2 separate regions of the Homo sapiens genome follow, and region 1 is linked to region 2. The links are chromatin loops, found by intact Hi-C in ENCODE. Cell type or tissue: HCT116. All regions are shown on one strand. Links, peaks and the distances in the headings refer to the core of each region. The heading gives the core; the rest is flanking DNA. Region 1 holds the start of LOC124900526 (small nucleolar RNA SNORA43). Region 2 has its middle 160 kb from the start of SESTD1.

Region 1 (12,004 bases), core at 3,327-11,326, 520 kb after region 2:
TTCCCTTTTAAAATGGAATGCTTTAGCAGCACCCAAGTCACCTTTTGAATGCTTTGCTGCTTAGAAATTTCTTCCGCCAGATACCCTAAATCATCTCTCTGAAGTTCAAAGTTCCACAGATCTCTAGGGCAGGGGTAAAATGCCACCAGTCTCTTTGTTACAACATAACAAAAGTCAAGAGTCACCTTTGCTCCAGTACCTAACAAGTTCCTTATCTCCATCTGAGACTACCTCAGCCTGGACCTTATTGTCCATATCATTATCAGGCTTTTGGTCAAAGCCATTCAACAAGTCTCTAGGGAGTTTCAAATTTTCTTACATTTTCCTAACTTCTTCTGAGCCCTCCAAACTGTTCCAGCCTCTACGTGATACCCAGTTCCAAAGTCGCTTCCACATTTTCAGGTATCTTTTCAGCAATGCCCCACTCTACTGGTATCAATTTACTGTGTTAGTTTGTTTTCACGCTGCTGATAAAGACATACCCAAAATTGGGAATAAAAAGAGGTTTAATTGGATTTATAGTTCCACATGGTTGGGGAAGCCTCAGAATCATGGCAGGAGGTGAAAGACACTTCATACATGGTGGCAGCAAGAGAAAAATAAGGAAGAGGCAAAAGCAGAAACCCCTGATAAACCCATCAGATCTTGGTGAGACACATTCACTATCACGAGAATAGCAGGGGAAAGACTGGCCCCCATGATTCAATTACCTCCCCCTGGGTCCCTCGCATAACATGTGGCAATTTTGGGAGATACAATTCAATTCGAGATTTGGGTAGGGACACAGCCAAACCATAGCATTAACTTTGACAACTTCAAATTTATATGGGGTCATCTGTTCTCCCTTGAAGTTTAGAGAAATCTTATCTTAAATTGGAGTTATAAAAATGAATTCTGCCTCATAACATTCTTCTCCAGGTATCTCTGACTTACTCTTGTACTACAGCTTTTGAAACTCAAAAGCCAAGACTTGACATCTTTGTTCTCTGGTTCTATAGGGACATCTCCCAGTGAGCACAATGTGGCCCCCTGTCTAATAACTTAAAAGCAGAAAGGGAGTACTGGGTAATAGAAAATAATGGGGAGATGGAAGGAGAAAGAGAACCGTATCACTTAATATTTCAAAACATCCACCACATAAACTTGTTTTTACCCTTTTCAGATTAAAGTACTTGAGACCAACAGAAAAGCAAGATAGCAGCATTCCCTACACTACTCCTAGTTGTTTTTTAAAGGTGATACTATTGCGCCTCTATCAGTAGAGCATATACTTAGGTTGGGTTTTTTATTGTGTCCATATAGTATGTTAACCATTCACCAGAATCTCCTCCACCCTACACTTCTGATCAGTAATACACACCAGATGAACAGTAACCAAGAGATAGGGGCATCGCCTACAATGACACAGCCAACAGAGCTGATTGATTATACAGAGGATTCTCCTAAAAACCCAGATTATGAACCACAAGTCTCTTAGAGTTAAGAACATTATAAAAATTAATGTTCTTAATTGGTAGGACAGCAGTCCTGCTACACTGCAGAGATGCTCTTCTTCTTCTTCTTCTTCTTTCTTTTTTTTTTTTTTTTTTGGAGACAGAGTTTTGCTCTTGTTGCCCAGGCTGGCATGATCTCAGCTTACTGCACCTCCACGTCATGCGTTCACGAGATTCTCCTGTCTCAGCCTCCTGAGTAGCTGGGATTACAGGTGCCCACCATTACGCCTGGCTAATTTTTGGTATTTTTACTAGAGATGGGGTTTCACCATGTTGGCCAGGCTGGTCTCGAACTCCTGACCTCAGGTGATCTGCCTGCCTTGGCCTCCCAAAGTGGTGGGATTACAGACGTGAGCCACTGTGCCCAGCCTTGGCCTTCTTCTTTATGTTGCATTTTGGCATACAATAAAACCATAGGGTCAGTAGGGACCAAGAGCTCAAACAAACAGGAGATGCCTTACATGCTCAAATAAGAGAGAATTCTTTCTTTCAAAGGCTTATAGGAGATTCCACAACCCTCCATAGCCAATTTGTTCAACATTTCTCTGACAGAAAATGTATCCATTAAAAAGAAATCATGCAGCTGCTGAACAAGTTTTGACGGTTATTTTCTAAACCATGGTGATAGAAACAGTAATACCATGGCTTTCAGGGAAAACCTTAACATATCTGAAGGTCATTCCTGAAGCCTTCAAAGAGGCTAATATATAAAACAAAACAAAACTGACAATGACAAAAACAATGAAAGAGGCATTTTAAACATTTAACATTTGTGAAGCTAAATATTGAGGTTTTAGGTTGCAAAACTGACTACTTAGGAGAAAAGACCAGAAGAAGAAATCTCTCTCATGATTAAATAAATTTAAGTTTATAACATTATGCGGTGTTACACTAGTTGCTGTGCAAAAAGTTCAGGGATTATTTTTTGTATCAGACAGCTTTTGTTGTGTAGCAAACTATTAATAAATACTCTAAAACTAGTGGCTTAAAAGAGCAAACATTTATTAGTTCTTGAAGTTCTGAGAGTTGGCTGGGTGTCCTTCTGGTCAGTGCCAGACAGCTCAAGGCTCACTCACATTTCTGGCACTTGGCAGGCTGACTGGTCTGAAGTGGGTTTACTACTGTGTGTGGCAGTTGGCCCAATGTTGGTTAGAAAAATGGCCATGATCTCTCATCATCCAGCAAGCTAACTGGGGCTCATTCTCTTGGTGACGAAAGGATATCCAGCATCAGGAGAGGCCAATCCTCTATGCACAAGAACTATTCGAGCTTCTGCATGCATCATACTTGCTAATGTTCCATTGGTCAAATTAAGTCATATGCTGGATTTAAACCTCTCACAGAGGTGTGAAAAAATATTCCTGGGGTAAAAAAGTTGAAATTCTAATTATGGTTCAGATAAAAACTCAGATTTGGTATTGGGTATCTATTTTGGTACCAAGGGTGAAGTGAAGGAGTATATCTCTTGATGATAAGGAGTATATCTCTTGATGATAAGGAGTATATCTCTTGATGATAAGAGGAATTAGAGAAATTTGTGGCCATGTTATAATCTCCCACTTCATGCATCTTTGTCTACAGTTAAGATGAGGCAACAATTTCAGCTGTATTTGAGTTGAAAAGAAGGTCAAAAGCAAAGGTTATTCTAGGAGACTTTTAGATAGCTTCTTTTGCTATTTCTACTGAACAGAAGGTGTACAAATCCTAAGGATTCACAATTCAATGTAAAATGAATACACTTGTGTAACCAACACTTATGTCTGAGAAGAGAATATTACTGACACCCCAGTAGTTTTTTCCCAACATTTATCCCTTCTTCAACATTACCCCACTCTCCTTCTCAAAGGTAACCACTATTCTGACTCTATTAGTTTTGCCTGTTTTACAACTTCGTGTAGATGGGATCGTATAATGTGCATTCCTTTGTCTGACTTCTGTATTCAGCATATATGCTTGTTAGACACATTCATGTTATTGCATGTAGCTGTGGTTTTATCACTTTCATTACTGTATAGTATATTCCATTGCATGAATATAACACAAATTTGAATGTTTGGGTTATTTTCAATTTTGGCTGTTGTGCATTTCTTTTGTTGCACCTGTGTGCACATTTTTATTGAATAAATATCTAAGAGTAGAATTGCTGAATCAGGTCAAGCACAGTGGCTCACGCCTGTAATCCCAGCACTTTGGGAAGCTGAGGCGGGTGGATCATGAGGTCAGGAGTTTGAGACCAGCTGGGCCAACATGGTAAAACCCCGTATCTAAAAGAAATACAAAAATCAGCCAGGTGTGATGACAGATGCCTGTAATCTCAGCTACTCAGGAGGCTGAGGAAGGAGAAGTGCTTGAACCCAGGAGGTGGAGGTTGCAGTGAGCCGAGATGGTGCCTCAAAAAAAAAAAAAAAAAGAAAAAGAAAAAAAAGAATTACTGAATCATAGGAAACATTTATGTCCAAATTTAGCTGATACTATGCAACAGTTTTCTTCTTCTTCTTTTCTAAGAAATGTCAGGCTATAAACCATTCTTAGTGCTCACTGGTTTGTGAACACTGAGCATAGAAATAGCCACTTTTTCTTTGCTCCAATAGTACAGGCACAGCACAGCAACTGTGTCTATGGGGCTGGCAAGTCCAGGATAGCATCTGCAGGGCAGGGCAATGATTTTCTTTAACACACTTTCATGCATACATTTGATCTTCATTTTGGTGTCCTAGGTTTTAAGCTAATGCATTTTTGCCTTCTACTTTCTCCTGGTTTACCATAAAATGCTTACATTTGGACTTCAATTGGGTAAATAGTAGTTTGCCTTGCATTTAAAATTTCATAAAACCTCAAGAATCCAAAGTGTATCAAATCATCCTGCCTAGGATTCAAGGAAAATAACTGAACTGTTCCCCATTCATTCATCAAATGTTTATTGAACACCTACAAGCAATTTTTTTATTAAACCTGGGGATATAAAGAAATGTAAAATTCAACTTCCAATCTCCAAGAAGTATCTACAGTAGTTGATGACTCTTTCATCAGTAGCTGTCTGCCCCTTTCTCATGCCTTCCTGTCCTCCTGTCATTTCAACAATAGTTGCCTGCAGCATAAGTAAGCAATGCGTAGCAAGCTGGTAGCCATGAATGGGATTATTTGTGCTACTGTAGGCAGCATCTTTCATTTACCACAAACAATTTTCTCTTCTCTCCTTTGGATAACTATCCATGAGTTTAGTCTTTCCCTTTTCTGGACAAAAAATTATATTAAGGAGAAGAGTAAAATTGTTCTAGAAACTTGAGGAATGGTGATAATACTTATTTTTCACATTCTTTCCTGTATTTTAAGGGTCTGTATGTATTTGTTGTACTTGTGTATAATGGGATTTTCAGACTACATTTATATTGTGTAAGAAGATTGAAAATGTTCACAACGTTCCTGCTGTTCAGTATTTCATATTCTAAAATGATCTCCAGAATACATTGGTTGTTAAGGTAATGTGCTCAAGTATCTTTGTGGCTTAAAGGAGGTATTACAACTCCCAAAATAGCTATGCTTAGTCCTTCTCACTGGTAATATAAAACCAATTTTTGTTTGTGAATTGAATTGTTGCACCTGTGCAGTGCATTTCAAAGCCCAGGAAGGGTGCTGTTAAAGGAGAGATTCTCTGTAATTTATAAAAATGGAGCAGTGATTTCTAGTGAAACAATCAACCTCATCTAAAAATCTCTCATTTAGATGTTTCCATAAAATATTAAGAGACACCCAAAGGTCCTTTATTGTATTTTTTCCATAGGCATCTTTATTGAGTCTGTACTTATTTCCATCTACAGTTAAAGAGCTGCAAGCAGAAGTATGCAAGCAAAAGTATAGGATGGTGGGAATAGCTGATTGTACCAAATGATTCAAACTATCCATCAACAGGAAAATCCTTGAATTAATACAGATACTTTTAGTGCAAGTGGTACCAATCCAAACCAAAGTAGCTTAAGTAGAAAGAGGATTCATTGGCTCATATAACTGGGAGGCTAACTTCAGCCACAACTCAATTCAGGGACTCAAACAAAATTGTTCAGATTCTGCTCCTCTCTCTGGGCCCTGCTTCCTTTTGAGCTGCACTAATCCTCTCCTACTGCACCCTACCTTTTTCTATGGGTCAGTGACTGCTCCAGCTGCAATAAACACCCTTCCTGCTCTGCTATGCCTTTAGACATGGCCATGTGTTTCATGGCCAAATTGAAAAACTACGAGAGAAGAACTCCTTGTGGCCCAGCTTAGGTCATATGCTCCTTCCTGAACCAATTACAGTGCCCAGGGGAATGGGGTACTAGGAGTGGCCAGGCCAGAAAGTTATTTTGTTAGCTGGTTCACTAGAATCATTTCATCAGAGAGAGGAACAATCCTCAGACAAAAAAGCAGCAAATGTTCAGTACAGCTCTCACAGGGGCTTCACATATATTAGTCACAAAAATAGTTTTAGGGCAGGGAAGATCTATGGTTAAACAAAATAGGGTGCTATATAAAGAATGGAACTCACAATGACTCCTAACTCATACCAAAGATACTCATTCCAGGATTTCCTGTTACCAGGAGAGAAGCTGACTTGCAGTTGATTCAATCTCATTTGCTCAATCTTTTAGGTATCGTAATCCATGAAATTACTGATAAAACAACTAGGTAATTCACTTTAACAACCACTTGACTGTCACTGAAGTGTCTGATCAAAAATTAAGGTGTTAGCTGTGTGAGGTGGTATGTGCCTGCAGTTCTAGCTACTTGGGAGGCTGAGGCGGGGGGAACACTTGAGCCCAGGAGTTTGAGACCAGCCTGGGCAACATAGCAAAACCCTGTCTTTACAAATAAAAAGATGGTTAAAAAAAAAATTAAGGTTCTTGCAAGAGTGAACCTTCCAAGGTAACCTATGGACTTTGGGTGATGATGTGTCAATGTAGGTTTGCCAATTGTAGCAAATGCACCCCCTGGTGGGGGTTGTTGATAATGGGGAGGCTATGCACACGTAAGGAGCAAAGCGTACCTGGGAAATCTCTGTACCTTTTGCTCAATATTGCTGTGAACCTAAAATTGCTTTAAAAAATTAAGTCTATTAAAACATTAAAAAATACAGACATAACAAAATGAAGGTATTCAGGTATTAGATAACCTAATTATCTAATTCTCTAACATAGCATTAAAATAATTCAATAGTCACAGCTAGTTGTCCCTCAGATAAAAGTTGGTTACAGCTACAGTAAGAAACCAGAACCTGTATGGGACAATCATATTAACAGGCAAATAATAATGCTTATATTTGCAGAAAACCTACTTATTTCCCTAGAATATCAAAGTATCTTGACAAATAAAAACAGTTGGAACATTGCTGTACACCACTCTATTAAATGAGTTCCTCATTTAAAACAAATTTTGTCCTCACAAAAACAAGAGGGCAATATAAGTCTACAGAGCTTTATTTGAGTATACAAAAGTGATGCTGTGTAGGACAAGCACCATCATTGCCATCCACTGGAGTAATTCCTAAATGTTAGGTCTATGACAATGGTAATGAACTGGGACAATCTTTCCTCCCAGGGCATAATTGGCAGTATCTGGAGATGTACTACAGGACTGGGAGATTTGTACTCTTGGCATCTAGCAGGTAATGCCAGGATCACTGCTGAATATCCCATGTTGCATAGGATAGCCCCATACAACAAATAATCAACTGGTGCAAAATGTCAACAGTGCTGAGGTTAAGAAACTCTGGCCTATGGCAAGATGCAGAGGGAAAGGCAATGTTTAAGACAAAACCCCTGCCCCCAATGATTGTATAATCTGCTTGAGGGGGTAAGATAAATGATAAGGGTGTTTCCTAGCTTTTCTTCTAGGACGTTTATAAATTGAGGTCTTACACTTAAATCTTTAATCCATCTTTAGGTAATTTTTGCAAAATTTTTGTAAAAAAGTTTGTAAAAAGTAAGAGTCTAGTTTCATTCCTCTGAATATGGCTAGCCAGTTATCCCAGCACCATTTATTGAACAAAATAAATCATCAACAGAGTAAACAGATAACCTATAGAATGGGAGAAAATATTCACAAATTATGCATCTGACAGAGGTCTAATATCCAGAATCTATAAGGAATTTAAACAAATCAACAAGCAAAATATAAATAACCCCATTAAAAAATGGGCAAAAGACATGGACAGGTACTTCTCAAAAGGAGACATTCAAGTGACCAACAAACATGAAAAAAATGCTCCATATCACAATCATCAGAGAAATGCAAATCAAAACCACAATGAGATACCATGTCATACCAGTTAGAATGGCTATTATTAAAAGTAAAAAAAAAACAACAGGTGCTGACGAGGCTGAGAAAACAGAACACTTACACACTGTTGGTGGGAACGTAAATTACTTCAGCCACTGTGGAAAGCAGTTTGGAGATTTCTCAGAGAACATAAAACAGAGCTATCATTTGGCCCAGCAATCCCATGACTGGGTATATATGCCCAAAATAATGTAGATTATTATACCAAAAAGACACACACACTCATATCATCATCACCATGCTATTCACAACAGCAAAGATGTGGAATCAACCTAGGTGTCCATCAATGGTGGATTGGATAAAACAAACATGATACACACACACCATGGAATATTACACAGCCATAAAAAATGAAATTATGTCCTTTGTCGCAACATGGATGCAGCCAGTGGCCATTATCCTAAGCAGATAACAGGAACAGAAACCAAATACCACATTTCTCGGTCGTAAGTGGGAGCTAATATGGACATAAACATTGGAACAATAGACACCACAGACTACTAGAGAGGGGAGGGAGGGGATGGGGATGGCAGCATAAGTCGAAAAACTACCTATTGGGTACTAGCTCATTACCTGGGTCTCACATACCCATGTAACAGTCCTACACGTGTATCCCCATATCTAAAATAAAAGCTGAGGCCAGTCAGGGTGGCTCACGCCTGTAATCCCAGCAGTTTGGGAGGCCGAGGCAGGCAGATCATGAGGTCGGGAGTTTGAGACCAGCCTCGCCAACGTGGTGAAACCCCATCTCTACTAAAAATACAAAAATTAGCCAGACATGGTGGCAGATGCCTGTAATCTCAGCTGCTTGGGAGGCTGAGGCAGGAGAACCACCTGAACCTGGGAGGCGGAGGTTGCAGTGAGCCAAGATCACACCGCTGCACTCCAGCTTGGGCGACAGAGTGAGACTCTGTCTCGAAAAAAATAAAATAAAATAAAATAAAAGCTGAAATTTTAAAAAAAGGATAAATGATAAAAATGATCTCAATACACAATGCATTAAGTACTGATTACAGGGTCTTTTAACACATGGGGCTTGAATTGCTTACTTTTATGAGAGTAGCAAGGAAGATGTGCTGAATTTTGAAAGATTTGGATAGGCAAACAGAAAAGGATATTTCAAGTGGAGGGTACACTGGAGGCAGACATCCAGAGATGAGAAAGAACAATGTCTTTTCAGGACAGTAAATAACCAGCCCTGTCCAGCAGTGTTTGTGCAGCAAGGCAATCAGCAAAAAACGTTTTCATTTGTCAAGCGGGATCACGTGGCTGATGCAGTCCTGGCTCTGCCATGTCTTAGCTGGGTAAACACCAGCGTGCAAGCTGTAAAATTGGGATATCTCTTACCTTACAGTTGTTCCTGTAAAAATCAGACACTGACAAGCCTGTCACATCGTCTTGCTTAAAGGATGGCAGCTCCTAGAGCAAACATTAAGAAAACACAGGTTGAACTTGGACTTTAAAGAAACTAAAGTAACAGGGTGGAAATTTACATTTATCCTATGGGCTGGAAGAGTCATTGCTTCAATGTATAAGGCAGTGACAAGATGAAAATAATGCTTTCGATTAATCTGAATCTAGGTAGATGATACCTAAGTGGTCTCTCAGCTTTTCTGAATGGCTAACATTTTTCAAAGTATAAGTTTTTATTTTTTAAAAAACTTGACTATTTTCTGCTTCCTCCTGTAATAATTTAGGCTCAACTGAGAAGAGGTCCCCGTTGCTCATGGCTATATCCTCAGCAACTAGCATAGTATATGACACACAGCAGAGATAAACAATAAACTATTGTCTAACAGTTGAAACAGAAAAGAAAAAGTAAAAAGGGCCAGAACTATGGTGACAGCAGTTTGTGTGGGAAGATAGGGGTGCATGCCAAAGTTTTCCAAAGCAATTTGGTGATTTGGATATAGACTAGCAATGAAAACTCAGGTGATGGGAGATTGGTGGAACCAATTGCAGGAGATTAGAAAATATGCAGATTTTAGGAAAAACGAATTGTATTTTACATCCCTGGATTACAAGGAGGGAGTAGGCCAATGAAATGCAGAACTAAAACTTGACAAAAGTTTTAGAGCAATTTAGCTAGCGGGGATTACTGAGGTTAGCAAAGTAAAAGGTGTTTCAAGAAAGATGAAGGACCTTATCTTCCCACTCTATGAGGAGCAGAAACCAAAAAATGACCTTCTATGTCTAACAGTGCCATTCCAAAATTAAGTAATAGTTTTTGAGGGTCTAGAGTGGAGTCACAAATTAGCTACTGTAAAGTTAGTTTGCCTGTAGATCATTTTGTTTGGACAGCTTAATTCTGGCCTATTTAATAGTCAACATTTAAAAATCAGAAGCTCCATAAAAATTCGGATTATTTAATTCTTTCAAATACCAGGGAGATGGTCAACCTTGTCTTCATTTTAACAGGCAGAATTGGATGAAGCTGAGTAAATGGTGCTGCCTTTAAATGACTCCAGTTCACTACCCAATTTGTCTCATTTGTGATTTTCACCTGGCCCCTGTAGGTATTAGAGTTTGCAATTCCTGGTCTAATGGTATTATGTCAGCTTTAATGAAAATGGTTAAGAATAAAACCAGTAACAGCAATAATAGCACACTGAGCACTTAGTTGCAGGCACTAAGTATGCCACAGAGATCACCCACCATTTGAGGGAGGTGCTATAATTGTACCATTGTACAGGTAAAAAACTAAGAGGTTCAAAGACCTGCCTAAATGTCAACAGCCAGAAAGGGGTAATGGTAAGATTAAAAATCCAGTCAGACTTAATTTGCAGTTGCCAAATAGTATTCAAATTAAATGGTACTAAGTTACCCTATATGAAATCTGAGTCTTTTCCTAAAAGCAGATACCTCCATTTCAGCCACAGGAACTTGTGCTCTTTTCCGCAGTAAATACACGGACATGCACACCTCTGTGTGACTTTGGGTTGTTATCTCATTGCCTCTTACCTGTGCCTAAGATGATCTGAGATGAACTCAATAGCTTAGTTTCTTGCCATAAATCATGAACTTTGGGTGGCGGGAGGGGAAGGTGGGAGTGGTAGAGACTTGTCTTCATTTTTATGTCTAGTAAACATAAAATGCATAGATGCAATTAACCAACTTCAAGAAACTGAAGTTCTAATTGGAGATATGCAACAGACTCAGAGGTTTTTAATGAGGTTTAGTAATATGTGGGTGAGTATAAATGGAAGTTGTAGAGCATATTCAAGGTTGAGGGGACACAAGACATCACAATGAGAGCCAGGAACACCATTTGGAGATGTTTCAATGAGTGTTTCAAAGTGTGTAATGTGAAAATGTCCATGTTAAGGGAACAGGTTTCCAAGATGTCACATTGGGCACTCTGAGCTCTCTCCTAAAGTATCAGTGGGTGTTAAAGTTTGCTTGGCTGAATAAATATTCCGTGGAATATACACAGAACAGAATGAAAGAACTTGAAAGATCAGACAGAAAAGACATTTGACTATATTGGAAGAAGTGAGAATTGGATTGGAAAACAAAGGCATCAGGATTCTAAAAAAATCTATGGGGAAGACTTTAATCTGCTAATCTATGAATTTTTTGGGGGGGGGGATTACACGTCAGTTAAGTCAAAATCAAAATGGTGTAAACAAAGCAAGTCAAGAATAAAAACCTCACTCATAACTATCTGGGATAGCCAAAACCTTTGTTTCTGATAATACATTTGAGAAATGTGAAGTAGTGGTATAAGACACAGGAAGTAGGTTGCTTGAGCTAACAGGATACGTACATCTGGGAAACAGGTACTATGATAGAAGTGATGGATAATTACTCTGTCACACCTTAACTCCAAAACAATCAATTCATTTTGCTGTGCTACTTTAACACGATTCTGGTTTTTTTCAACTATAAATGGCATTACAGATGGAATGAAGCAATCAATGAACCAGTTGATGAGCCTGAATTTTCTTCCACATCTTTGCTGTATGCTATGAAAAAGAACTCTGCTAAATGCCCACTGTGTTACATGGTATTCTAGGGCCTTTGACTTCATTATTTCATATAATAATCACTACAACTGTGTAAGGTAGACAAAAGTATTTTAAAGGTGAATCAGAAGGTCAGAAAAGTGAAATAATTTGCCTAAGTTCACACAGCTGCTAGGAGACAGAGCTGATTCTCAAATCCTTCTCTCTGGCTTTTATTCATCCTCCAGTTGTGCT
Region 2 (12,004 bases), core at 1,315-9,314:
ACCATCACTAATCATGAGAGAGATACAAATAAAAGCCACAATGAGATACTACCTCACACAAGTTAGAATGGCTTATATTAAAAAGTAAAAAAAAATAATAATAATGATAACGGGTGTTAGCAATGTTGCAGAGAAAAGAGAACACTTATACACTGTTGGTGGGAATGTAAATTAGTTCAGCCCCTGTGGAAAATAGTTTGGAGATTTCTCAAGGAAATAAAAAGAGAATTACCATTTGACTCAGCAATCCCATTACTGGGTATATACCCAAAGATAATAAATTGTTCTACCAAAAAGACACATGTATTTGCATATTTATCACAGCACTATTCATAATAGCAAAGACATGGAATCAACCCAGGTGTCCATCAATGATGAAATGGATAAAGAAAATGTGGTACATATGACACCATGAAATACTATGCAGCCATAAAAAAGAACAAAGTCATGTACTTTGCAGCAGCATCGATGCAGCTGGAGGCAGTTATTCTGAGTAAATTGATGCAGAAACAGAAGACTAAATACTACATATTTTCACTTCTAAGTGGGAGCTAAACATTGGGTACACATGAACACAAAGGTAAAAACAATAGACACCAGGGATCCCAGAAGGGGGAAAGGAGAGAGGGAGAAAAGGCTTGAAAAACTATCTATCAGGTATCATGTTCATTGCTTGGGCAATGGGATCATTAGGAGCTCAAACCTCAGCATCATACAATATACCCATGTAACAAATCTGTACAAGTATTCCCTGAATCTAAAATAATAAAAAAAATTTAAATAAAATAATCTCCTAAAAATGTTATTGTGGTAGAAAATCTCCAAATATAGCTGCTGGCAATTCCCCCACTCTTGTATGTTGCCCCTCACATCAAGAAGCTGAGTCTACTTTTTCTCCCCTTGAGTCTTACAAATAAGATGTGCTGAAAATAATAATATTCTAGGACTTCTAAGACAAGTTCTTAAGAGTTCTGGCAACCTCCGCTTTTTTTTCCTTTGGATCCCTGCCACCATGCTATAAGGAAGTATAGGCTGGACTAATAAATGATTAGTGGCTACAAGGAGAGAAATGCTAGGGGTGGAAGAGCATCTCAGATGTCAGCCCCAGTCCAGATTCCAGATAAATGCAGGTTCAGTAGCTGACATCATGTCATGCAGAACAAGCCAGGTGAGCCATGCAAATTCTTGACTCACAGGATCATAAGAAATAACAAATCATGTGGTTTTAAACCATAAGATTGTGTTTCACAAAAATAGATAATTAAAGTTATAATAATTAACACAGCATGGTACTGACATAAAAGCAGACACAGATTAATGGAACTGAATAGAGAGCCTAGAAATAAATCCATGCATTTATGGTCAATTGATTTTTGACAAAGATGCCAAGAACACACAATGGGGAAAGAACAGTTTATTCAATAAACAGTCCGAGGAAAACTAGATATCCACATGCAGAAGAATGAAACTAGATCCTTATCTCACACCATATGCAAAAATCAGCTCAAAACAGATTAAGGATTTAAATGTAAGACCTGAAACTGTAAAGCTATTAGAAGTAAACATAGGGGAAAAGCTCCATGACCTTGGTCTAGACAGATTTTTTTTGGATATGATCCCTAACATGTAACATGTTTGCACAGATAACAAAAGCAAAAATAGACTGTTGGGGGTTGCATCAAACCAAAAAATCTTCTGTGCAGCAAAGGAAACAATCAACAGAGTGAAGAGAGAACTTACAGAATGGGAAAAAATATTTGTAAACGATAAATCCGTTAAGGGGTTAATATCCAAAATATATAAGGAACTCAAACAGATCAATAGCAAGAAAATGAAAAATCCAATTAAAAAATGGGCTAAGCACCTGAATAGAAATTTCTCAAAGAAAGACATATGAAAGACCAACAAGTATATGAAAAAAATGCTCAACATTACTAATCATCAGGGAAATGCAAATTAAAACAATGAGATATTACATCATACCTGTTAGAATGGTTATTATCAAAAAGACAAAAGAATTACCTAGGCATCGTGGCATGTGCCTGTAGTCCTAGCTACTTGGGAGGCTGAGGCAGGAGGATTGCTTGGGCCTAGGAGTTCAAGGCTGCAGTGAGCCATAATCATGCCACTGTACTCCAACCTGGGCCATGGAATGAGACCTTGTCTCTTGAAAACAAACAAACATAAAAGACAAAAGATAGAAAGTATTGGTAAGGATGTGGAGAAAAGGGAACACTTGCATACTGTTGGTGGGAATATAAAGTAGCACAGCCGTTACAGAAAATAGTATGAAGGTTCCTTTAAAAATTAAAAATAGAGCTACCATATTATCTAACAATCTCATTGCTGGGTATATGTTCAAAGAATATGAAATCAGTATATTGAAGTGATATCTGCACTCCCATGTTTATTGCAGGATTAGTCACAATAGGCAAAATATGGTATCAACCTAAGTGTTTATTAATAGGTGAATGGATAAGAAAATGTGGTATATATGCACAATGGAATACTATTCAGCCTTTAAAAAGAAGAAAATCCTGTCATTTGTGACAACATGGATGAATTAGGAGGATATTAGGTTGATTGAAATAAGCTGGATGCAGAAAGCTGAATACTTACTTACATGTAGAGTATTAAAAAGTCTAACTCATTGAAACAGAGAGTAAAATGGTGATTACCTAAAAATGTTATTGTGAACATTTTTACGCTGGAGGGGAGGGGTACTGGGGAGCTGTTTGTCAAAGGACACAAAATTTCAGTTAGGTAGGAGGAATAAGTTCAAGAGATCTATTGCCCATTGTGGTATTAACTACAGTTAATAGAAAACCCAGAAATAACACCACATGCTGCAACTATTTGATCTTCAACAAACCTGACAAAAACAAGCAACGGTGAAAGGATTCCCTGTTCAATAAATGGTGCTGGGATAACTGGCTAGCCATATGCAGAAGATTTAAACTTGACCCCTTCCTTATACCATGTACAAAAATTAACTCAAGATGGATTAAAGACTTAAATGTAAAACCCAAAACCATACAAACCCTGGAAGATAACTTAGGAAATACCATTCAGGACATAGGCATGGGCAAAGATCTCATGACGAAGATGCCAAAAGCAATTGCAACAAAACAAAAATTGACAAATGGGATCTAATTAAACTTAAGAACTTCTGCACAGCAAAAGAAGGTATCAACAGAGTAAACAGGCAACTTGCAGAATAGCAGACAATTTTTGCAAACTATATATCAGACAAGGGTCTAATATCCAGCATCTATAAGAAACTCAAACAAATTTACAAGAAAAAAATAAACAACTCCCTGAAAAAGTAGGCAAAGAACATGAACAGACACTTTTCAAAAGAAAACACACATGCAGCCAACAATCAATGAAAAAAAGCTCAACATCACTGATCATTAGAGAAATGCAAATCAAAACCACAATGAGATACTATCTAAGGGTCAGAGTGGCTATTATTAAAAAGTCAAAAAATAACTGGTGCTGGTGAGGTTGTGGAGAAAAAGGAACGCTTATACACTGTTAGTGGGAGTGTAAATTAGTTAAGCCAATGTGGAAGACAGTGTGGCAATGACCTCAAAGACCTAAAGACAGAAATACCATTTGACCCAGCAATCCCATTACTAGGTATATACCCAAAGGAATATAATTTGTTCTGTTGTAAAGACACATGAACACATATGCCCACTGCAGCACTATTCACAATAGCAAAGACATGGAATCAACTTAAATGTCCATCAATGATAGACTGGGTAAAGAAAATGTGGTACATATATACTATGGAATACTCTGCAGCCATAAAAAAGAAAGACCATGTCCTTTGCAGGGACATGGCTGAAGCTGGAGGCTATTATCCTTAACAAACTAATGTAGAAACAGGAAACCAAATTACCCATGTTCTTGCTTATAAGTGGGAGCTAAATGATGAGGGCACATAGACACAAAGGGGAACAACAGACACTGGGTTCTATCAGCGGGTGGAGGGTGGGAGGAGGGAGAGGATCAGGAAAAAAACTAAGGGTAGTAGGCTAAATACATGGGTGATGAAATAATCTGTACAACAAACCCCCAGGATACAAGTTTACCTATAAAACAAACCTGCACATGTACCCCTGAACTTAAAAGATAAAAAACAGTCTTCTTAATTAATTTATTTTAAAATATTATGGTAAAATATATAACATAAAATTTACCATTCTATTTTTAAATGTATAGTTCAAAGGCATTAAATACAATGACATTGTTGTACAGCCATCATCACCATCCCTCTCCAGAATTTTTCATCTTATACAATTGAAACTCTGTATCCATTATACAATAATTCTCCATTTTTCTCTGTGCCCAACCCTGGGCAACTAACATTCTACTTTCTGTATGAATTTGAGTACTCCAAGTACCCTTACTTGAAGAATCATACAGTATTTGTCTTTTTGTGACTGGCTTATTTCACTTAGCATAATGTCTTTAAGGGTTTATGCATGTTGTAGCATGTGTTAGAATTTCCTTAATTTGCAAGGCTTAATAATATTTCAGTGTGTGTATGTATGTGTGTATACATTTGTATACATAAACCACATTTTGTTTATCCATTCACCCATCAAAGGATATGGGTTGCTTTCACCTTTTGGCTATTGTGAATAATGTTGCTATGCATATGGGTATACATATATGTTTGTGTTCCTGTTTTCAATTCTTTTGGATATATATACCCAGAAGTGGAGTTGCTAGATCATATGGTATTTCTATTTTTTAATTTTTGAGGAACTGACAAATTGTTTTTCATAGCAGGTATGTCACTTTACATCCCACCTGCAGTGCATAAGGATTCCGATTTCTCCACATCCTCACCAACACTTGTTATTTTCTCTTTTTTTAATAGTAGCCATGCTGACGCATTTGAAGTGATGTCTCATTGTGGTTTTGATTTGCCTTTCTCTGGAATATCATTTTTATGACCTTGTCTGCAATATTTGTTATTATTTCTTCTAAAGGATTCAGACATAGAATGTTAATGAGCATAGAAATAAAGATAACTACTCTATATGAGAAAATAAAAATGAATTTAGTATCAGACGACAAAAGCTTGAGAAAATTTTTTGTTTTGTTTTGTTTTACTTAGTTTTTATGGGAAAAAATACACAGAACATGATATGCCAGAAATAAAAGAAACAAAAATTAGTACCTAATTTATTATATACATGGAATATGCTGAGAAATTTCAACACGTTTAACACTTTGGTAAAAAGCATAGGCCAATCCTTATATTTTTGTGACTTTCCAAGGTATTAGCACTTAGTCTTTAGATACAAACCAAAGTATCCAAAGACTACGTAAAAAGTATAAGGTTATAAAGTAATGGTTACTATGTCCATATTAAAGGTATAAAATAATGGCTAATATGTCTAGCTTTAGATCAGGCTATTTGGGTTTGAATTCTAGCTCTATTACTCATTTAACTGTGGGACACTGTGAACTTAGTAAACCTCTCTGGGTTTTGGCCTTCTTCATCTAGAAATGGGTATGATAATTTTAACAATCTTATAGACTGTAGTAAAAATTACAAATGTCAATATATTTCAAATGCTTAGTGTAGTGAAGTTTCCTATTTTTTTATATTTTTTTATTTTTTATTTTTTTTTACTTTAACATGTGTAGGAGTGAGACCGAATTTCCCTTTTTTGCCCTTAGAGACAAGTTCCTTGCATTATGAGGCACAGTGTTGGTAGCCTCCAGGGGGCACCAGAAAGCTGTGAGTTTGCTTGCGTCCTGGCCGGCAGATGTTGATAGCAGATTTAGGAATAGAAGTTTACCTGGGTCCCGTTTTCAGTCCCATTATTTCTCATTACTATATAGACTTCCTATGTGGGTAATTTGAGAAAGAAAACAGTTTCAGGAGTTCCTGTTAATTCCGTTGGAGATCTCAGGAGCAGATAGGAAAATTACCACTCTCCTATGTTCTTATAAACTCAGTTTAACCCTCAAGAGAATAACCTGAAAACCTGAGGGCTCTAGGATTGCACCAAGGTTATAGAATCTTTTATCTCAGGGCCCTAAGGAGAAGAAATATGTATTATGTGCTAGATATTGGGTTAGATGTTTTTCACACAGTAGCTTATAAATTATGTGTTATCTTGTTTAACTAAAAAAAATAATGTAAGTAATTTGTCAAAGTCACATAGCTAATGAGTGCCAGAGACAACTAAAATCCAGGTTCAATTCCAAACCATGCTACCCATGGAATTGTCTATCATTCATTGGGCATAATTATGGTTATTTTTATTATATTCCCCGTAATGACTGAAAGGGAGATAATCTTTGCAATTCACAAATTAGATGATGTTGGTGTCCTTGGAAGTATCAAGGAATTTTGAGATACTCTAAAAACAGCTCTATTGAGAAAGGATACTGATTCTGGCTTGATGTTTATTAAAAAATGAATAGCTGAATGTTCTATGATTTACTTACAAGTGCTTGAGCCTATCCAAGTCACAGAAGTAGACTTGGCATGGCCTTATTTATCAGAACTAGGTCCCAAAAATTGTAAACCTCAGAAAAATTAGGATTTTTGTTTTTCAAACTCTTTGTGCAGTCAGTTGACTACAGTAAGGCAGTGCAGGTCAGGAAGTAATTATACCACTGTTCATGAGCTTCTGTTCAAACACCACTTGTTTTCCTCATCTCACATGTTGACCCAGAAATGCGTTTAAAATATATTAAAAATATAAAACCTGACCTAAAGTAACAGTCGATTTCTTGTCATGTGATAATGATGCTCAGGGGCCCCTTTTATCTAAGGATTTCATAGTGCTTTATACACTCATTATCTCACAATCCATCTGTTCTACTTCATTTTATAGCAAAAAGATGGAGGCAACACAGAAATCACACAATATGTTGGTGTAGTGGCTTGAAAGGAAATTATTCAAATTCTGAACGCTTAGCCTATTCATCCTGATTTAATATGAACTTACTGGATATGGAGAGCAAGAAATATAATGGATGCTCTTATTGAGAGCTTATTAAGTCCTAGATTCTGTACTAGCTGTACTAAATACATACAAAGATCCTATTAGATCATTTAGACCTTTAAGACTTCAATGAGGTAGAAACTATTATTATCAGAGGGAAAAACTGAGGACCAGAGAGGTTATGTGCCCTCAACTGACAGTGAGGGATGAAACTTGGATTCAAACCAGGAAGGGCGCATGCTTCTTACTCATTATATGACATATTGTCTCTCAACATAGCAAAAGGTCTTGGATTTTTAAACATATTAAAGCTTAATGGTTACAGGGAAAGCAATTTTTTTTTGCTCTGATGTGTCTGAAGCACTGTATCAGTTATGAATTCTTGGATGTAAGCTATAGAAATTGATCCTGGCTAGCACAAAGGGAAATGGGAATTTATTGGTAGGAGAAGACAGAACTACTTACAGAATCTAAGAAAAGATGAGAGGCTGGGTCTTGGGAAGGACAGTTTCAGGGATCTAGAGACAACAACTAGTGGGAAATGCTTTCAGGACACCACTGCCCAATGAAGGATCCCTAATTCTCTCCATTTCTCAAGCTCCAGTTTAGCAGCATGAACTTGGATCACATACCCAATGTAGCCAGTGGTGGCCTAGGCATACCTACACTACACAGATGGGGAGATGGAAGTCTCAGGTGATGGCCAGGTGCTGATTACCAGCATTAGTAATTAGGGGAAATGACTGCTAGGCAGGACATGCACTAAACAAGATATTCTTGAGAAATAATGTGTGATGTGAAGCAGGTGCTCAAGAGGATCTGGAGCGAGATGAGGCAGGAAAGCCAGAGAAAATAAATCAAATGGTAAATAAGGGTGCAATATAAATTGCTAATTTTTGAAAGAGAGTGGAACTAAAATGTCTTCATAGCTTTTGCAGCCCTGAAACTGTAAAAAATAAATAAATAAAATCTCACACGACTTTATGACAATATCAGGGAGCAGTTTTCCTGATGATGAATACGCCCTCATCTGATCCTCCACTCAGAATGAGGAAGTTCCAGTTGCTATGTGTAATTCAGCATCTAGAGATCCTTGTCTTTATAATATCATGGGCTGTGTGAGATCTAGGGCTGGTCCCAGGACAAACTGACCACTGTTGGTTTTACTTATTTTCAGTGAATTATCGGGAATCTAACCCTGCATTCAGGGCCCATTTTTCCTCAGCTGCTTTTTCATCTTAGTTCTGCATTACTAAAGACCATCACTGTTGGCTGTTTCGATCATTTGAATCATGTACTGGTATCTTCTTCCATTTCACTTTCTTTCTGAAACTCAGCTGTTTTTGGTTTCTTGTTCTCTGTCGTAGGTTCTCTCTGTTTTTCAAGGCAACAGCTAATCTAGAAATCTAGAAATTTTAAACACAATTCCTAACCTCCAAGGGAAAAAAAGAAAGTTAAATTGTAAACTCCTCTAAATGTAGGTCTTCTATTTTAAGCCCCCAAAGAAGACCAAGCTGAGCACTTATTAATTGCTCAGCAAGTCAATAAGTATGTTTGTAATTTTGGCCACCTCTCAGCTTCTCTGTTTCCTCATCTGTAGATTGTGATAAGATTACCTGGTCCTTCAGGTGCATTGGAAGGTGCATATGAGAATAATCACATTAAAATGCCTTGAAAAGTAAATGTTGTGTGTACAGTGCTTGTACTTTCTAGAAGCAGTACCTTCCCTATTGCCCCAAAGCAGTAAGTTATACCTTAGTCACCAAAGCAGTCACAGTGTTTGTTTCAGACAAAATAGGAAGAGAAAGAAACACTGATGCCGATAGAAGGATGAGGTGGTTAGTGGGACCTATTTGAAATAGGCAGCTTCTTAGTGACCCTTAAATGTCACTTTATAGGTGCTTAGCCATCTTACCTTCATGGAAGAGTCGGTGGGTTCCATAAATAAGTTGAACTATTGGATGGATTCTATTTATGAGCAAAATAAACTACTTAAGACACTTGGAGACATATGACTGGTACAAGTGGGAGAAAAGAATAGTTTCAAATGACATCTCAATGAGTATCAGCTTTAAACAGTATCTCAGCACACAACTAAAGGATGCCCTTAAGTTGGCCATCACAAATTCAAATTTGTTGACCATATTAAATTATTTCACAAGAGATTAAATGGAGTAAAAAAGATGTATAAGAAAAAAGCAAAAGAGGTAAATCAAATGAAAAATTAAAAGAAAGCACCAACTCACATATTAAGTTTTTAAATAAATACAATTAACATTTATATTTATTGAGCAGTTGTGATATACCATGCATTGTTCTAAGCTCATTGTATGCGACAATTCATTTAATCCTCATATCAATCCTATGAGGAAGGAATTATTATTGTCACTTACAGATGAGGAAACCAAGGCACAGAGAGGTTAATACTTTGCTGTAGGCCACACAGTAGGTGGTGGAACCAGAAGTTCCAGACAGGCAGTCTGCCTCCAGAACCTATGTTCTCAACCACTAAATAAGCTACATTAAAGTAAAGAAAGTGCTCTGTGAGTATCAAAGATCCATACAAAATCAAGGTATTATGATCATGGTTATATCTACAGTACTATTTTTTTCTGAGACAAGGTCTTACTCTGTTGCTCAGGCTGGAGTGCAGTGATAGGATCATGACTCACAGCAACCTTGACCTCCCAGACTCAAGTGATCCTCCCACCCCAGCCTCCTGAGCAGCTGGGGCTATAGGTATGCTCAACTGGCTGATTTTAAAATTTTCTGTAGAGACAGAGTCTTCCTATGTTTCCCAGGCTGGTTTCAAAACTTCTAGGCTCAAGTGATCCTCCTACCTTGGCCTTCCAAAGTGCTGGGATTACAGGCATGAATAATATTTTTCAACAGAATGTACATTAGAGATAATCTAGCTGAAATCCTATTTTGCGTCTAAGGGAACAGGACGGGTTAACTGACTTGCTCAAGTTTACAGGTGACCTAAAGTAGAGTCTAAATTTGTTCTATTTTAGTCATTGAATATTAATTTGTTCTATTTAAGATATTGATAGCAGCACCCCTGCAACATCCCCCACCATTATATGGAAAGCATAGATTCTAATAATTTTGTTGTAATTCTGTTTTTTGCCAACACCTTTATAAGGTAGTTCAATACATTGAAAGAAACAAAATGCCAGTAGACTAGAAGAGGTAAATACATGAATATAGAAGCAAAAAGACAACAATCTCTCAAGTACTGAGCCTGCTTTTGGGTGCAGATATATTCCTAAGATTCAGCAAGTCAGTGCAGCTTCCTACCACTGGACCAGGGGGAACATCTGCATGTATTATCCAAGACTGCCTCCCACTCCCATCCCCTCCAACACACTTATCTACATGCCTAGCCCTTCAGTATTCTCACCTTGGAAACACAGCCACTTACTCCACCACCCTTCTCAGAGTTGTGTTCGGAGATGTCTGCCTCAAGGGATGCTTTCAGTGTTTAACCGTCATGACAATATGAAATAAATAAATGCTAAAAAAATAATTAGTTGTAATAAACTGAAGTTTTGAAAGAACTTTACTCCAGAAATGCCCCTGTATCTTAGACTAACATTGTCCAGTACCAAATCCCAAATAATGATGTAAAGGAGGTAATTATCAGGTATAATGTACAAATGAGATCACTGTACCATTATACTCACATTTGGTTGGCTTGGTGCAGGTGCCCTTGCCTGGGTGAGTCCCCAGCTCCCCAGGCTTTGGTGGGTTCTCCCAGAAGTGTTCCACATGTGTGGCACCTCCATGGCACGTGCACTGTCCCACCTCTCTGCTGGGCATAGATGTCCACTTCTGGTGGCTGTCCTACGAGTGCCTGAGGTGAAGTGGGGGAGACCAAATCTTTCTCCTTGGAATGAATCCAGACACAGGAGGCCAAAGCAGTGTCACTTGGTGGCCAGTGCTACTGAATTGAGAACAGTGGCCTCCTTTCTGTCCAGGACCAGACCTGCATCCAGGGAAGTGGGCTGGAGACAGGGTAGGGATGCTGAGCTATTTCCAGTTAATTCTTGAGAAGCAGAAACTCTAAGGAAAGTGTTTCCCTGAGTCCACAGAACCATCAGTGGTGATCCACAGATGGGTTTGCTGGAATCTGAGAATACATCTGGTGTGGTATAAGAAATTGAGTGTTGCAAATGCATAGGTAAATGTTTTCTGTGGTATTGGACAGGGTCCAATACCAATACTTTCAGCAGGTTCTCAAAGGGGTCTATGAGCCAAAAAGATTAAGGACTGTCTCCCCCTCCAAGGCTTTGCTATCAGGTTAAGCTTCTCAACCCATAGCTGCTTCCTCACTTGCCAGGGGTCCTTTGGGCCCTTCCTCTTTGGGACAGCTGACTGTGAGAGAAGGCCATTTGCTCTGCTCTGCAAAGAGATTCCTCCCTGCAAATTCTCCAAATATGCCTAAATATGCCTGAACCCAATAGAAAACTATGGCTCCAAAAGACATCCTTGCTACATGAGTTTAATTAAATTTAGAAAGGTAGGTTTGCACATCTTATTGCCAGCCCTCCTGCGTTTGTAGCAGAGGTTGTATTATCATTTTAAAACAGCCTTGGGGAAAAAATTCTTTTTCTTAGAGAGAGTGACAACTTATTCTGGGGAAATAGCAAGAGTGGTAATGGAGAGTGTTGATTTAATTAGTTTTACTGCCTATCTGCATCGCCTGGGAACAGGTAAAATAACTAAATAAAATGGTAGCAGTTCATCTTCGTGATCCCCACAATCAAGTCAGAAGGAACTTACTAAATAATGGAAGCCACTGTGCAAGGCACAGTTCAAATAATACTAAGAAGGTTTTAGGTCCCAGGATTCAGAGGCACACCTGCCATGGGCCCTCTGAAACCAAAGTCTAAAGGGATTGCACACACCGGTTTAAAGCAATAAAATGGCTCCTGCCTGGGAGAAGGCACCTTTATGTTGGAGTAGTTGGTGATGGGAGGGGGCAGAGGCCAGTATAAAATTTGGGAGGAAACACTATG

What was found. A loop is a pair of places that touch in the nucleus more often than their neighbours do. Peaks named below come from ENCODE experiments on the same cell type or tissue, not always from the same donor. Only the 100,000 strongest peaks of a DNase experiment are listed, where the experiment ranks them.
Region 1: a loop joins it to region 2, with 2.5 times the contacts of the local background. A loop is called at or near these places in 7 of 110 quality-filtered maps.

The regions. Positions count from the first base shown.
Region 1 is chr2:179,930,403-179,942,406 of GRCh38, forward strand. LOC124900526 (small nucleolar RNA SNORA43) reads right to left here and starts at 4,136; the gene lies at 3,999-4,136. In HCT116, for the core only: a CTCF peak has its summit at 6,457 (motif pointing left); a DNase peak (open chromatin) is centred at 6,439.
Region 2 is chr2:179,416,485-179,428,488 of GRCh38, forward strand. No RefSeq gene overlaps it. Among named protein-coding and RNA genes, the nearest start is that of SESTD1, 160 kb to the left of the region's middle. In HCT116, for the core only: CTCF peaks have their summits at 5,762 (motif pointing right) and 5,966; a DNase peak (open chromatin) is centred at 5,757.